2 separate regions of the Homo sapiens genome follow, and region 1 is linked to region 2. A link is a loop called in an ENCODE intact Hi-C map of the cell type or tissue named here. Cell type or tissue: MCF 10A. All regions are shown on one strand. Each heading gives the region's core, and the rest is flanking DNA. Links, peaks and the distances in the headings are about the cores only. Region 1 overlaps APIP (APAF1 interacting protein). Region 2 holds the start of ELF5 (E74 like ETS transcription factor 5).

Evidence for each region. A loop is a pair of places that touch in the nucleus more often than their neighbours do. Peaks named below come from ENCODE experiments on the same cell type or tissue, not always from the same donor. Only the 100,000 strongest peaks of a DNase experiment are listed, where the experiment ranks them.
Region 1: it touches region 2 in a loop (19-fold over the local background); 31 of 110 quality-filtered maps call a loop at or near these places.

The regions. Positions count from the first base shown.
Region 1 is chr11:34,887,459-34,894,216 of GRCh38, reverse strand. It overlaps APIP (APAF1 interacting protein), which reads left to right. Exons shown (of 7, transcript NM_015957.4): 3 at 3,665-3,713; 4 at 5,348-5,465; 5 at 5,789-5,924. Among named protein-coding and RNA genes, the nearest start is that of APIP, 26 kb to the left of the region's middle. In MCF 10A, for the core only: a CTCF peak has its summit at 3,183 (motif pointing right); a DNase peak (open chromatin) is centred at 3,186.
Region 2 is chr11:34,509,421-34,516,178 of GRCh38, reverse strand. It overlaps ELF5 (E74 like ETS transcription factor 5), which reads left to right and starts at 2,385. Exons shown (of 7, transcript NM_001422.4): 1 at 2,385-2,502. In MCF 10A, for the core only: a CTCF peak has its summit at 3,151 (motif pointing left); a DNase peak (open chromatin) is centred at 3,148.

The DNA.
Region 1 (6,758 bases), core at 1,705-4,204, 380 kb before region 2:
CTTAAATTGAAGCAGAAAGGATAAATAGTATTCAATTGCTCATTGTATTTATTTAGTGTCATTTATTCAAGAAGATGAAGAAATAAAGTAAGTATTAGTAACTGTGAGTAAGAAGTAACTTGCTATCAATGAAATTAAGATTATAGAATCTCATTCAAGGATTTCCAATACAGGATTAATCTTTTTTTCCTCCTGAAATGTGTTAGGAATATTATTGTCTGGAGGTTGTGTGTTAAATTGAGTGATGTTGATTTATTACTTCATTCTAATTCACTTTCTTTAACAAAATTGGATTATTAAAATATTTATGTGCTGTTGAATATATATAGTCATGCCCCCAAGGAGGCTGCATTGCATATTAAGGAATGGAATGTAAAATATAATCAGAACATTGGGAACAAAAGGGATTCAATGGTACACCACAAGATGATGCCATTATAATTTTATCTGCTTTAAATTACTGAGTTAACTCATGAAATTTTCATTGAACATTGGGAAATGACAAGAGGTTCCTCTGTTAACAACTGGCACAGTTAGGGATAAAAGTATGCTCTCAGTCTAGTAAGATTATGTTCCATATGGTAGATCAATAAATCCATCTGTGCCTCCTCTCTTACCATCAGCCTAGTTGCTAATGTGTAAATACAGCATTGCTCAAGCTTTCACATTATTTTGCCAAAACTTTCAAGATGGCCTATTCACAGCAAATCCTACGATAACAACATTTATTCTTGTTTCATGTATCCATTTAGAAGTTGAGTCCCAGTAATATAGTTTCCCAACTGTATTATTTATAATAAATCATATTCTAAATGCTGTCTTTAGTTAACTGCTTTTTATTTGCATGTTCAGAAATAGTTTGTGTATGTATAAAATAAAGCTTTCTACCAAATGAGCTAAAATAACCATTTCCAACTGGCTCTTTAAAAAAACTAGCAAAGTTAAAAATAGGTGAATGCAGGACTCAAGATGAAATATTTTTGATCAAAAAGACATAAAGGACTATGTTCTTTCTAGTAGAATTTTACTAATCCATGCACTACCATTTTATGTGACCACCATAAACCACTCATTGGCGCATCTTTTAAAATTAAATGGGCTTTTATAGCACTAAAATCAGCTCATAGGAAATTTTCATCATATATGTGAAATGCTTTATCCTTAGTTCTTAATGGGTGTGGAGGTCATGGAAGGAAAGAGCCACAGTCACATGGCACTGTATTTGGAATCTTATTAAATTTGTGCTTTACATAGTAAAATGAATATTTTGTAGTAAAATGTTGGTTTTTTTCCCTAATATTTAAATGACTTAATAAGTCACTAGCATTATCAGCAATACTATTCTCATGTTGTTAGTGAAAGTTTGGCTCTTTGATGCTTAGGGCAAATAAATTTGGAATAAAATGCAAACGCAATAAATTATGTTTCCAGAATAATACAGACAATAAGCTCTTTGGGAACATAAAATGATTTACTAATTCCAAGATTTGACTGGACCATTCCAGCTTATGCTACAAGTATGTGGTACCAAAAATTAAGTCAGAAGAAGGAAATAAATGACCAAGAAAATAATAGTAATCAAGGCAATTCCAGGATACTCAATAGCTACTGTGTTTAGGTTGGGTCGCTATCATTCAAATTTATAATTTCCTGTTTTCACAGAGTAATATTGACAGGTGTCAGAGAGACTGATCCTGTTGCATGTGATTAGGACTACAATTAATAAAGTCACATTGTAGACAAAATAATTGAGGCACTATAAGATTTAAATTATTTTTTAACTGACCAGAAAGCAAATAAAAATAGAAGCAACTGAACATAGATGTATTTTGACCTCTTGGGGTTTGGCCCTTGCTTACCACAGTGAAAATGCAGGAGTACAGAGAAGTATATTCCAAAATTTAGTAACTTGAAATTCAAAATGCTTTCTGTTTGTGGCTTAAAGCACCAAGTAGATATTTCACTTTAATATTTGGCATGTTTCTATTCTAAAAAGCTCTGTCATTTTTATATTTTTATCCAGATATCTCTTTCTTTGTAGGTGTAAATATATTTTTCTAAAACATTTGGCTAATCTTTTAATTACCCAAAGTTCATCAAAGTCTAAATTAATTTCCATTTTACAAAGACATTTACAACATACCAAGTCACTTGAATAAACAGAGTACCCTTGGTTTTCCTACTTTATAGATGGGTTTTACTTACCAGCAGACCATTTTGTACTTTATTTGAGTCTATTCCCAGGACTGCATAAATTTCTCCCCACATAAGAAGACCCACAAGTCCACTTATCTGTGGAGGTGAGTGGACCATGTACCATCCTAGAGCTTCTTCCATGTTACACAAGGACACAAGATTTGGATCACTGGTATTCACAAAGAGCCCTTGTTAATAGTATGATCCCAACCCATTCTCACTGGTTGCAGAGGAATGTCCCTTTATGTTATCCTTATGTTGCAGAACTCGGAAACAATAGCCACTTCATGAAAGCAAATGCTCGCGTGCAGCTAACAGTGCATTGGATTTCCACTCACATTATCAGACATTTGTTTTCTAGACTTTATCAGTGGAACCTTAAAGAAACTTTGATTTCACCTTAGATTTTTATCGGTTCCAAGCCTACAGGTTTATTAGCAACCTGAACTTCAGCAGCTTGGTATATAGGCCATCATCCTCATTTACACTATGAAATGTTTGATATTTGTTCAATATCCCTGTGTCTGTGCCTTACTAGCAGAAACTAGAGCATGCAGGTACTGGCATTTTCTTGGTTTGCATATATGCAGTAGCTCATTAATACTCTCTGGCAGCAACTGAAACTGGTAAGTTATCAAAGATATCCAGCGAGAAGAGAAAAAACCTGATATGTGAGCCAAGGGACGTTTGTTTAGTTGTTGTTGAGGGTGGAGGGAATTTAGAGAAGATTTGAAATTAATTTCCAAATCAAATTTGAGAGCACCTTGTGGTAAATGGTAGTCTATAGCATCTCCCTTAGTCCAACATCCTGTAACAAAGAGATCTTCACATGTAGCCATTCTGATATTTTGAACTCTTTGTAGTTGTTTTAGCTTTATTACTAAATTTTTTTCCAAGATATGTATGCTTTTCAAATGGGAAGCATGTGATTCTATCCAAAAAGTAGCCCAGTGTTAATACAGTAATTTAAGAAACTGTCCAGCAGAGGTCTCTGAACTTCATGGTTTAAGAAGAGCATTTCAAACAATAAATCAAACCTGATTCTTTGCATGACAGAAATATACTTCTATTGAGCATATTTTCCAGATTGGATTTTAGAATAACTGTATTTCACATAGGTTAAACTCTGCTTATTCATGTTTAAAGACGCTGAAAACTTATGTTTTCAGATTTTTATTCCCCTAACAGGATAAAAGCCTGGTTACCACCAACTTTGCACTATAAAAAGAATAAATATATATGAAACGTAGAAGACAAAAGCAACAACTAATATTCTACAATGCCACCAGCACTACAAAGGCATTGATGTAGTTTGGCTTTCTTTCTATGCAGCCAAAATCCATAATTAAATCAAGCAACTGGCTGTATTGCTTGATTTATAAAGAACATGCATGATTGGACTGCAAACTTTTCTTTGTGCAAAAGCAGGAAATAAATAAATACCAATTTGTATGTTTTGTGTTGCCAGCGATGAAATCTACATTGCTCCTTCAGGAGTGCAAAAGGAACGAATTCAGGTATGGTAATGGGATTCTTTAACCTCAGTGTCTTTTCTTCTTAATTACTGTTTTATGAAATGGAATTAATTTTAAGAGAAAACATTCATTTTATCATAGCAATTTGAATAACTAATCAGCAAACATTTATTGAGTAATTATTAAATGTTTTGTAAGGTGGTAGATATCTTCCATACAACCGGTGTATGTTTTGAAATCTCATTCAACCTATAGGGGGCAAAAGTGAATAGTGCAATCTTAAATCACAGTAAAGAGCAATTATAACTTTGCAGCTTTATAACACTACGATCTTTATCAGGCTGGTGGAATAATCAGATTGATGGTCTCAGATGAACCAAATTAATTCATATTTCCTAATAGCAAAGTTATTCTAATTTCAGGATTTCAAGTTATGAAACTTTGTTTCAAATTTTGAGAAGTCTTATTCTGTGTTAATGCCAGAATAATACCCCAAATCTAGTTAAAGCAAACACATAATTATTTAACTTCTAATGCAAGAAAAAAAAGAAAAGCTGCTTTGTTAATAAAACATTTGTATTGTAGTTTTTTAATAAATCCTGGCAGATAAAAGCTACAGAAATACGCATGCTTTACTGTATGTGGATCAGATACCCATCAACAGTAGACTGGCGAAAGAAAATGTGGTACATATATACCATGGATTAGTATGCAGCCATAATAAAGAACAAGATCATGTCCTTTGCAGCAACATGAGTGGAGCTGGAAACCATTATCCTAAGTGAATTAATGCAGGAACAGAAAAATCAAATACCGCATGTTCTCACTTACAGTGGGAGCTAAACATTGAGTACATACAGTCACAAAGAAGGGAGCAATACACACTGGGACCTACTGGAGGGTGGAGGGTGGGAGGAAAGTGAGGATGGAAAAACTGCTGTCAGTTACTATGCTTATTACATGGGTGACAAAATAATCTGTACACCAGACTCTTGTAACATGCAATTTACCTATGTAACAAACCTCCACATGTACCCCTGGACCTAAAATAAAAGTTAAAAAAAAAAAGAAAAACCTGTAGATCTACATAATTTCTTAAGCTTTAAGAAGAATATACCTTATTGAGATTAACCTTTCTGAGTACCATCTAAATTTCTCAAGGGTTAGAAAAATTACTCAAAATTTTGCTTTTATCTAACAAAATGTGGGGAAAAAAATTTTAACACCCATCTTTGGAATGTCGATTTCTTTATATAGACTTTCTGAAATACAGTTGTGAAATTATAGGGCAAAGTTGAGAAGCTAAATTGTTGAAATGACAGCAGTAACATCATTACATAAATAGTAATTTTCCATATCATTTTTTGTCTTCAAATTTTTTTTAATTTTTGGGATTTGTATTAAACTTCTGAGAATATTTTTACTAGTAGAAATCACTGTTTTATTTCTCAAAATTGCTAAATTATTTTGAGAAACTATAATTATATATTTAAAATGTAAGTTAAATATATGCATATATTAGCACTCTATGTATATGTATACTAAATATACACACAAGTATGTATACTATAGATAAACTTTCTTGTATTCTTATGTATATGTACACAAGAAAAGGAACATTTCTAATTGATATTTTACAAGCCTTCTTTTTTTCTTTTTTTCCCCTCTATAAATAGCCTGAAGACATGTTTGTTTGTGATATAAATGAAAAGGACATAAGTGGACCTTCGCCATCGAAGAAGCTAAAAAAAAGCCAGTGTACTCCTCTTTTCATGAATGCTTACACAATGAGAGGTATGCAGAAAATATATTCAACATAAAGAATATTTGCAGAGTAGGCTCCTCTAAATAATGGTAATTATTATTTCAGTTAACATTTCTTGGATACCCACCATGTGCAAGAACTTGAAGTGCATGAACTTACTCAGTTCTCACATCAACCTATGAGGAAGGTCCATTATTCCACTTACCCTCCTGCCTACTACCAACTTATTCCATGCCAGGAAAAATAAGCCCATAACCATATGTAAATATAAGTATAACTATATGGACTTTTTTTCTTTAAAAGCTATAATTCAGTCTTCATTGAGCATGCGGCTTTCTTCTTCCTCCTTCAGGAGCAGGTGCAGTGATTCATACCCACTCTAAAGCTGCTGTGATGGCCACACTTCTCTTTCCAGGACGGGAGTTTAAAATTACACATCAAGAGATGATAAAAGGAATAAAGAAATGTACTTCCGGAGGGTATTATAGGTATTTTTTTTTCCTTTTTCTTAAATAATTTGAAAAGAATTCTTCCTTCTCTTTGATAAATAGAATACTGATCATTTTATGCATATAATGAGATGTCGTGGGATCTGTGTTAAATAATACTCCATTTAATATTACACTTCTAGACCTATTCTCATGACACGAATGGGATGTCTTCCCTCCTCTCCCGCCCCTACCCCAGCCATGGTAAATTATTAGTAATATGAATAATGAAATGTTTGTTTAAACTGAAAAAAATCTTGACTGAGATCTCTATCATGATGGAAAGATTATGTTCCTGTATTGAGGCAGCCAAAGATATCTTCAACTTCACTTTGTCTTCAGAAATTTGACCAGTGACTACAGTTTATACTTCATGGTGATTTAATTTAGTATTTCTGGAATATTTTCATATTTATGTAAGTTTTTTTAATAAAGTAGATCTCTATATTTTTAGAATTTTTCAGTGTTTAAGGTGAAATGGATAGTAAGTATAGATTACCATTCTAGATCAGTTTAAATAAATTCATCAGTCCACAAAAGTGTAGTAATTCTTCATAATTCTAGAATATAACGGCAGGAAGAAACATGTTCTCAGTGTTCAGGGACAAGCTAAGCATTTCATTTGAGTTTATTAGCATTCTCATTCCTGAACCTTCACTCTTAATTTCCTAAAGGGCTTGATTCTACCTTGCCTTGTTTAGAGGAAAACGGTGCCAGTTTTACTAAAGTGTTATTACCACAATATCATATTCTTACTGCATGTAATGGAATGTGCATGTTTAAACTAGTGCACTGAGAAATTGATTTGATTTCAGTTAATATTTATTGTGTGCT
Region 2 (6,758 bases), core at 1,669-4,168:
ACAGCAAATGGCAGATCAGAGATTCAAACTTGGGAAGTCTCCTTCCAGAATCTGTTTTCTTAGCCACTACGTTACAATTATAAGCCCAATTGGTGTTACTTAATATTGCTGTATAGCCAGGACACCAGAAGCAGGATAGGCTGGGAGTTCTAAAATGTCTCATTCCTTCTTCTGCCCCCTCCCTCCACCCTAGTCCTTTTACCTTCCTCTTCCATCCCCAGTCCCCATTCTTGTTGTCATTCAACACTCATAATGAAGTTCTTAGATGCTTCATGTTCAATATCATCCAAGATCTCCATTCCAATCAAATTTAAGTTTAAAGTGATAGTTACACTTAATTAGAGTCAAATTCTTCTTTTATTTTGGGTTTATCTTAATCATCCCTTTTATCCACTGATCCAGAAGCCTGCAATTTCACACACGGGCACCCAGAAATGCTATATTATTCATTTGGGACCGTGAGACAAACAGAGTTCATGGTCTTGTACATCCATTGTCAGAAGACTTTTATACTCAAATAATTGAGTCAGTTGGGCAGCCACAGCCCCTGGGGAAAAAATTGAGCCAAAAGAGTATAGAAAAAATATAATTTCTCCAAAAGACTCTTTTTTTTTTTTGAGATGGAGTCTCACTCTGTTGCCTCGGCTGGAGCGCAATGGCGTTATCTCGGCTCACTGCAACCTCCGCCTCCTGGGTTCAAGCGATTCTCCTGCCTCAGCCTCCTGAGTAGCTGGGATTACAGATGTGCACCACCACGCCCAGCTAATTTTTGTATTTTTAATAGAGATGGGGTTTCACCAGGTTGGCCAGGCTGGTCTTGAACTCCTGACCTCATGATCTGCTTGCCTCGGCCTCCCAAAGTGCTGGGATTACAGGCATGAGCCACTGCGCCCAGCCCAAAAGACTCTTTCTAAAAACAGTATCAGAATAACATGTTTTCCCTAAAAACCTCTCCACTGAGAAGAATGTATATGTTCAGAAAGAAACACTGGTAACATTTCAGAAATCAATGACAAGATAGGCCAGTGCCCAACAATGGAAAACACAGTGTGTGGGACTATCACAGTGCACAGTCCCCTAGAAACCAAAGAGGAAGAGAAGTACAGAATTTTAAAGCTTGAAAGAGGCCCAAAGACCATGTAATCCAGTTACTTGCAAACCCTTTCTAAGGGCAGATTCTTTTGTTCAAATGAAATCTTACCCGGAAGATTTATATAAAAGCTGAGATGCTCTTATTGAGTCAGGAAGGAACGGGGTGGTCTAGAGCCTAACCCACTCTACTCCACTCCCATCCTCTCACCCGCAAAAGTCCTTGTAAGGGCTCCAGGGAGCCCCTGGGGTTCCTCAAGTCACAGTTTGAAAAAAATCACTATTTCAATCCCACTTCCTCCTTTTGCCACTGGGGAAAAATGAAGCCCAGAGAAGTCCAGGTTACCCAGCCAAGATAGGGGTCTAGGCAGTCACCTATCTTCCTTCAACAATTTTTCCATGATGACACCCCGAATCCTCTCACGAACTGCCTTTTGTTTCTGCAGACTATATGCGTATTTGTATTTGTGTGTTTGTAACCATGCCCGGTGATCCCAAGAAAACATAACAAACCAGTCCTTGCTTTCGCTTTAAAGCTTGGAGTCTGCCATTTGAATACAACATCTCGGCTGCCCAAGATGGCTAGAAGCAGAATGCAAAAAGGCACAGGGTTATAAATACCTGTCTCATAGATGACCTGGGACACTGTGCTTTGCAGCCTAAATTAGGCAGAGTTTCTGTTGTCACGAAGAAGTACTAAAAAGCGGGCAGTTCTCAGCGAGACACCTGAGAGCTGGCATCCACATGAGGAGAGGCCCCATCACTTACATTACACTCATGAAGCCCAGAGATGTTAGCTACATTTTTCTAGGTAGCACAGCTAGGAAATGATGGACACTGAATTTGAATCTAAAGGCAACTAGCTGCAAAACCTGAGGTCTTAACACTGGGCCTATAATGCTCTTCCTTCTCACCACATGGGAAAAACGGAGAAAGACATGATCTTACAAAAGCACTGGGCTCAGCCAGCCTGGGAGAGAGGCAGCGCAGACCGGCACCAGGGTGGAATCTCTGTGTTTCCCCTCCAGCTTGCACAGAGGAAAATTCCTCACCAAACGCACGATCCCCGCACAGCTCCCAGGGACAAGAATTTTCTGCTTGTTTACTGAGTCCCCTGGGCTGGGAGTGGGGGGTTGCAGGGCAGGGGTGAGCTGCGCACAAAAGCAGGATAAAGGTAAACTTTCTGCATATGAGAACCATTTCCCCCCCTCCAAGGAGCCGTGTCACACTGTATGTCACCGTCATCAAAGGGGCTGTGCGTAAACCTGAAAAACCAAACGGACCTGTCTGTAGGTGTCACTTATATCACAAGGCTACAGGTGTCTTTATTTCCACTGCACGCTGGTGCTGGGAGCGCCTGCCTTCTCTTGCCTTGAAAGCCTCCTCTTTGGACCTAGCCACCGCTGCCCTCACGTAAGCGCCTTTTCTTTGCTTTTTTGGATGAATCGTAAGGGGTGTCAGGGCTCAGAGGCTCGGCCTGGGGCCTGGGTCTGCTCGTCCATCTCCAGCTCCAGGGCCGGCACCTGCGCTGGGTGCAGTCCCAGGGCCTCCGGGAGCTGTTTGACACGGATGTGACGGCTTGCCTCAGAGAGACCTGCTTGCCTCCGCAGGCCGTGTGGCCACCAGCCCTCCTCACAGCCACCACTCCCTCTGGATCCCTTAGCTGAACCAAGGGGAATTAAGAGAACGCGCCCAGGCGCTCAGTTCTCTATCCTCCCTAAAGCTTCTTTAGGAAGGGAAGCTGGATTTTACTCAGAAAAATATTCAGCTTCAAGGAAAGCCCCCCACCTACCCTTCTCCCCTGACTGAATTCCTTTCCCCACCGGCCTGCCCACTGTCCCCCACCCCCTCGATACAGAGAACTCCCTTATTATAGTTTGGGGCATTTTCAGGAATTTGTACAAAACAGTTTTAAAAGAAACCCATTTGCCCTCTGACATCTCCCCAGAAGAGAATGCTTCCAGAAAAGCAATGGTTAGCGTTTTTCCACTGTGTTCTCAGGCCTTGTCAGACTCTGCAGTGTGTGGGGTTTCTGTGGGGTTGCCCCCTGCTGACAGCGACAGGTAGCACAAGCTCCCTCCTCAGGCTGAAGCCGGGCCTGCGTGTGGATGCCTTTTGTACGCCCGAAAGTGTGTCAGACATCACTAGGTGCAATCGCTTCATGTTACAGATGAGGAAACTGAGGCCAGAAAGGCTAGATGACTTAGGGAGGCAGCTCTGTGGTTCAGTCTAGTCCAGAGACCCAGGGAAAGGGGTGGTTTGCCCATCCGAGTGAACGCTTGATTCTGTTGTCTTCGTGTTCTCTGCAATACTGTTTTTCATAATCTAAGGTATTCTCGGGCCGGAGTTTTCAGTTTGGTCATCTCCCTTTTTCAGAAGTCACCAGAGTGGCAAATTTTTAGATACATTGTTGATGGCTGATTTTTCCCTCTAAAACAGGATTGAATATATGTATTATGCCCCGTCCTTTGCATATATCGGATTGCATGATTTAAAAAAAAAAAAATCCCCATTTTAGAGATGAGGAAACCGTAGTTCGAAGAGGGGCATGAATATTTATATACCACATCTATATGAAAAAAAGCTTAAGAATTTCAGCAGTCTGGGTAGTAAGAAATGTGCCCCACGTTCGCAGCAGCAGAGGTAGGATTTAACCCCTGATATATGTAATCCAAAACTGGTAAGCTTTGCATCGAAGCCTACAGCAAACTACATGGCATACCTTTTTGGATCTTCGCTGCACCTTCAGAAAAACAGCTACAAACAAACAAACACGCAAACTCCCTAAGCGAGCTAAAGAAAAATGAGGAATCACTTGACAAGAGGTCAGCAAATTGGTTCTCACAGTTGCTAGGGTTCCTCTCAGAAGAACAAACCCTCAAGCACCCAACCCTCAATCTTTCTTTAGCAGTAAGTGTTGAAATACTCCACTGGGTTCTCCTCAGTGGGCCCCTTCTTAGGGAGGTCCAAGGGCTGGGAAATTGACCCTCCCTTGCTCACAAGTCTTGGGACGGAGTGGACATTTGGGTATCACTGAGGCTTTAAGGAAGGAAAACCGATTTTCTTCCCAATGATACCACTCAGAGGGTGGGGTTGAGGAAGCCCAATCTTGGCCACTTTTTTCTATATTTTGCACCCTATGGCCTAGTTCTGCCCAGTGATGATTTGGCCCGTAAACAGCCAATGTGTAGATGCTTAATTGGGCCAATTTTTGGTCACATGCCCAGAGTGAAGTTGATGATCACCACCAGAGTCAGGAAGGAATTTTCCTCCTCTGGCAAACTGGCCAAGGCTGAGTGGTTTGCTCCTTCCCCTCTCTCTGGGAGGCTGAGCAGGGGTGCCGGGTTGCTCAGGCCATGGGAGCCACACCTGTTATTGCTGCCTCTGATTTGTGTGACACTGAGAAGCCCACAGGCCTGTCCCTCCAACTCGGTGGACCCTCTCTGTGTGCATTTGGTGTGTGAGCCAGCTCTGAGAAGGGTTCAGAAGCCACTGGAGGCATCTGGGGACCTCAGCTTCCATGCCATCTCTGCCTCACTCCCACAGGTACCTGCAGCCAACTTTCTCATGTGTGAAGTGAGCCCACCTGATTCCACCACCTTGTGTTAATCATTCTTGAGCTTTTCCTACTTACTAGGCAGCTAGAATGATGACTACATTTGGGGGAAACTGATTCCAGCTTCCACGGATCTATCGGTGGGCAGTGAGTGAGGGTCCAGAGTGTTTAAGGTACCCAGCTAGGCTGGGCAAAGAATATCCAGTTGTCCTGAGGTATCTACCTCCAACTGGGGTAGAAGGCAGTGGGCACAGGAGAAAAGGGAGAAGAGGAAATCAGGGAGCTTTTTCAGCACTAAAAGTTCAGTCTGTGTGTAGTGGTTGGATTTTCCTCCAATTTGGTGGACTTGCTTGACCAAAAAAATGCAAATATAATCAATGTGTATGCATATGTGTGTGAGTGCCCAGGTTTGGATGTGTTGGCTCAATCAGGTGGGTGTCTGCAGAAAGTCACAGAGTTAGGGCAGACCTTGGGGGCTGTTTTATCTGTGTTCTTGTTTAGTAGTTGAAGAACTGAGATTTGGAGAGGGGCAAGAGGCAGAATCATAACTCCAGGCCCAGGGCTCCTTCCATGATGAGCCAGCTAGTCCCTCACAAAATGAAAAGTATGTCCAGAACAGCAGGCCAAGAGACCTCCCAGCAGATCCCTGTCTGTACTGGCGCTGACACTAGGTGGATCTATCACAGCGCTTCTCCACCTTTTTTTTATCACTTCTCCTAAGGACACTTTTTAGGTCATTTTTTCTTAATCATCTCCCCACCAGAAATGTGAGTACCAGAGATAAACTATACATCTACTGTAGACCTTTGGAGCATGATAAAACACTGTAATTAATAACTCAGTTTTTTGATCCCCAAGAACTCATCTTTGTTCCCTAAAGAGGGGGGCAATATCACCCCCCTTGAGCAGGCCTGGCCTAACCTCAGGCCTGTGTTCACATATCCCTGGGCCTCAGTGTTACTTCTGAGAAAGGGGGCTCTGGACATCTGCCTTTTCACACCTATCCTGCTCTACCTCCACTAAAGAAGTCCTTAAGAGCTAAAATGTTCAATTATTGCAAGGACCTTAGAGGGCCTAGAGAAGAGAGGCTACTGAATACAAAGCAGCCATTATTCTTGAACTCTCACACCTACTGCATGCTGGCTAAGTAGCCAAGGTCTTTTGTGGAGAGCCCAGAGTTAATAACACCCACTCCTGCTGTAACAGGAAAAAAAAAAAAAAACACCTTTTTCTGCTTTTATAAAAGATATTTTTTCCAAAAGCAAGAAATAATTACAGAAGAAAAATAGCATGCTGTACACCTGAGAAGGCCCTTTACAAAAACTTAATGGATATAATTTGCCTTAGAAGGAATTACCAAAGGGAATCAGATACAGCATTGTGTATAGCACTAGAGAGATTACAGATCAAGTGAGTAGGCCGGTATAAAGAGGAGAAAGAATAACAATATTAAAAGAGGTAAAAATACTATTGATCAAAAAATATTTCTAGTTTTTATATAATGCCATTCAATTTACCAAATGACCTTTTTTTTTGTTAATACCCAATGACTTTTGAGAGCAATTAGTGAGGCATAGATGAGGAAGATCTCATTCCCACTGTCGTGTTTTGTATTTGATGGATTCCTTATTTGACACTGAAGACCTGGGGACTGTTTTCTGTTTTCTTCCGTGTGGAATTCACCTCTCCTTTCTCCCAACCCAAAGAAGGTCATATCACAGGCCTGCCATCCTCTTCTTTAGTTTTCTGAGCCTTCTGGCCCAGAAGAAAAGGGATATATTTGTCTTCAGCCCTCACTTAAAGGAACTTTTCTGAAGTCCAGTCCAGAAAGCAGAAGTGGCTTTCAGCTCCTGAGGCCCTTCCCTTCCTCATAACCTCTCACCCCATCCCTCAGCATCCTACCCCCTCCCTGCCCCCCTCACTCAGGATATAAAACCAGCCAATCCGTGGGAAAATCACAGCCCAAACCCAGGCAGCCTTGACATCTGTTTGATTGGGCTCCCAGGAGGAGATCCATGCCCACGATAATCTGCAGAGCACATTAACCCTCTCCAGGCATCAGCAAAGAGACTTCCCAGCAGAGTCTGGAAACTCTTGGGTGATGGCCCAGAAA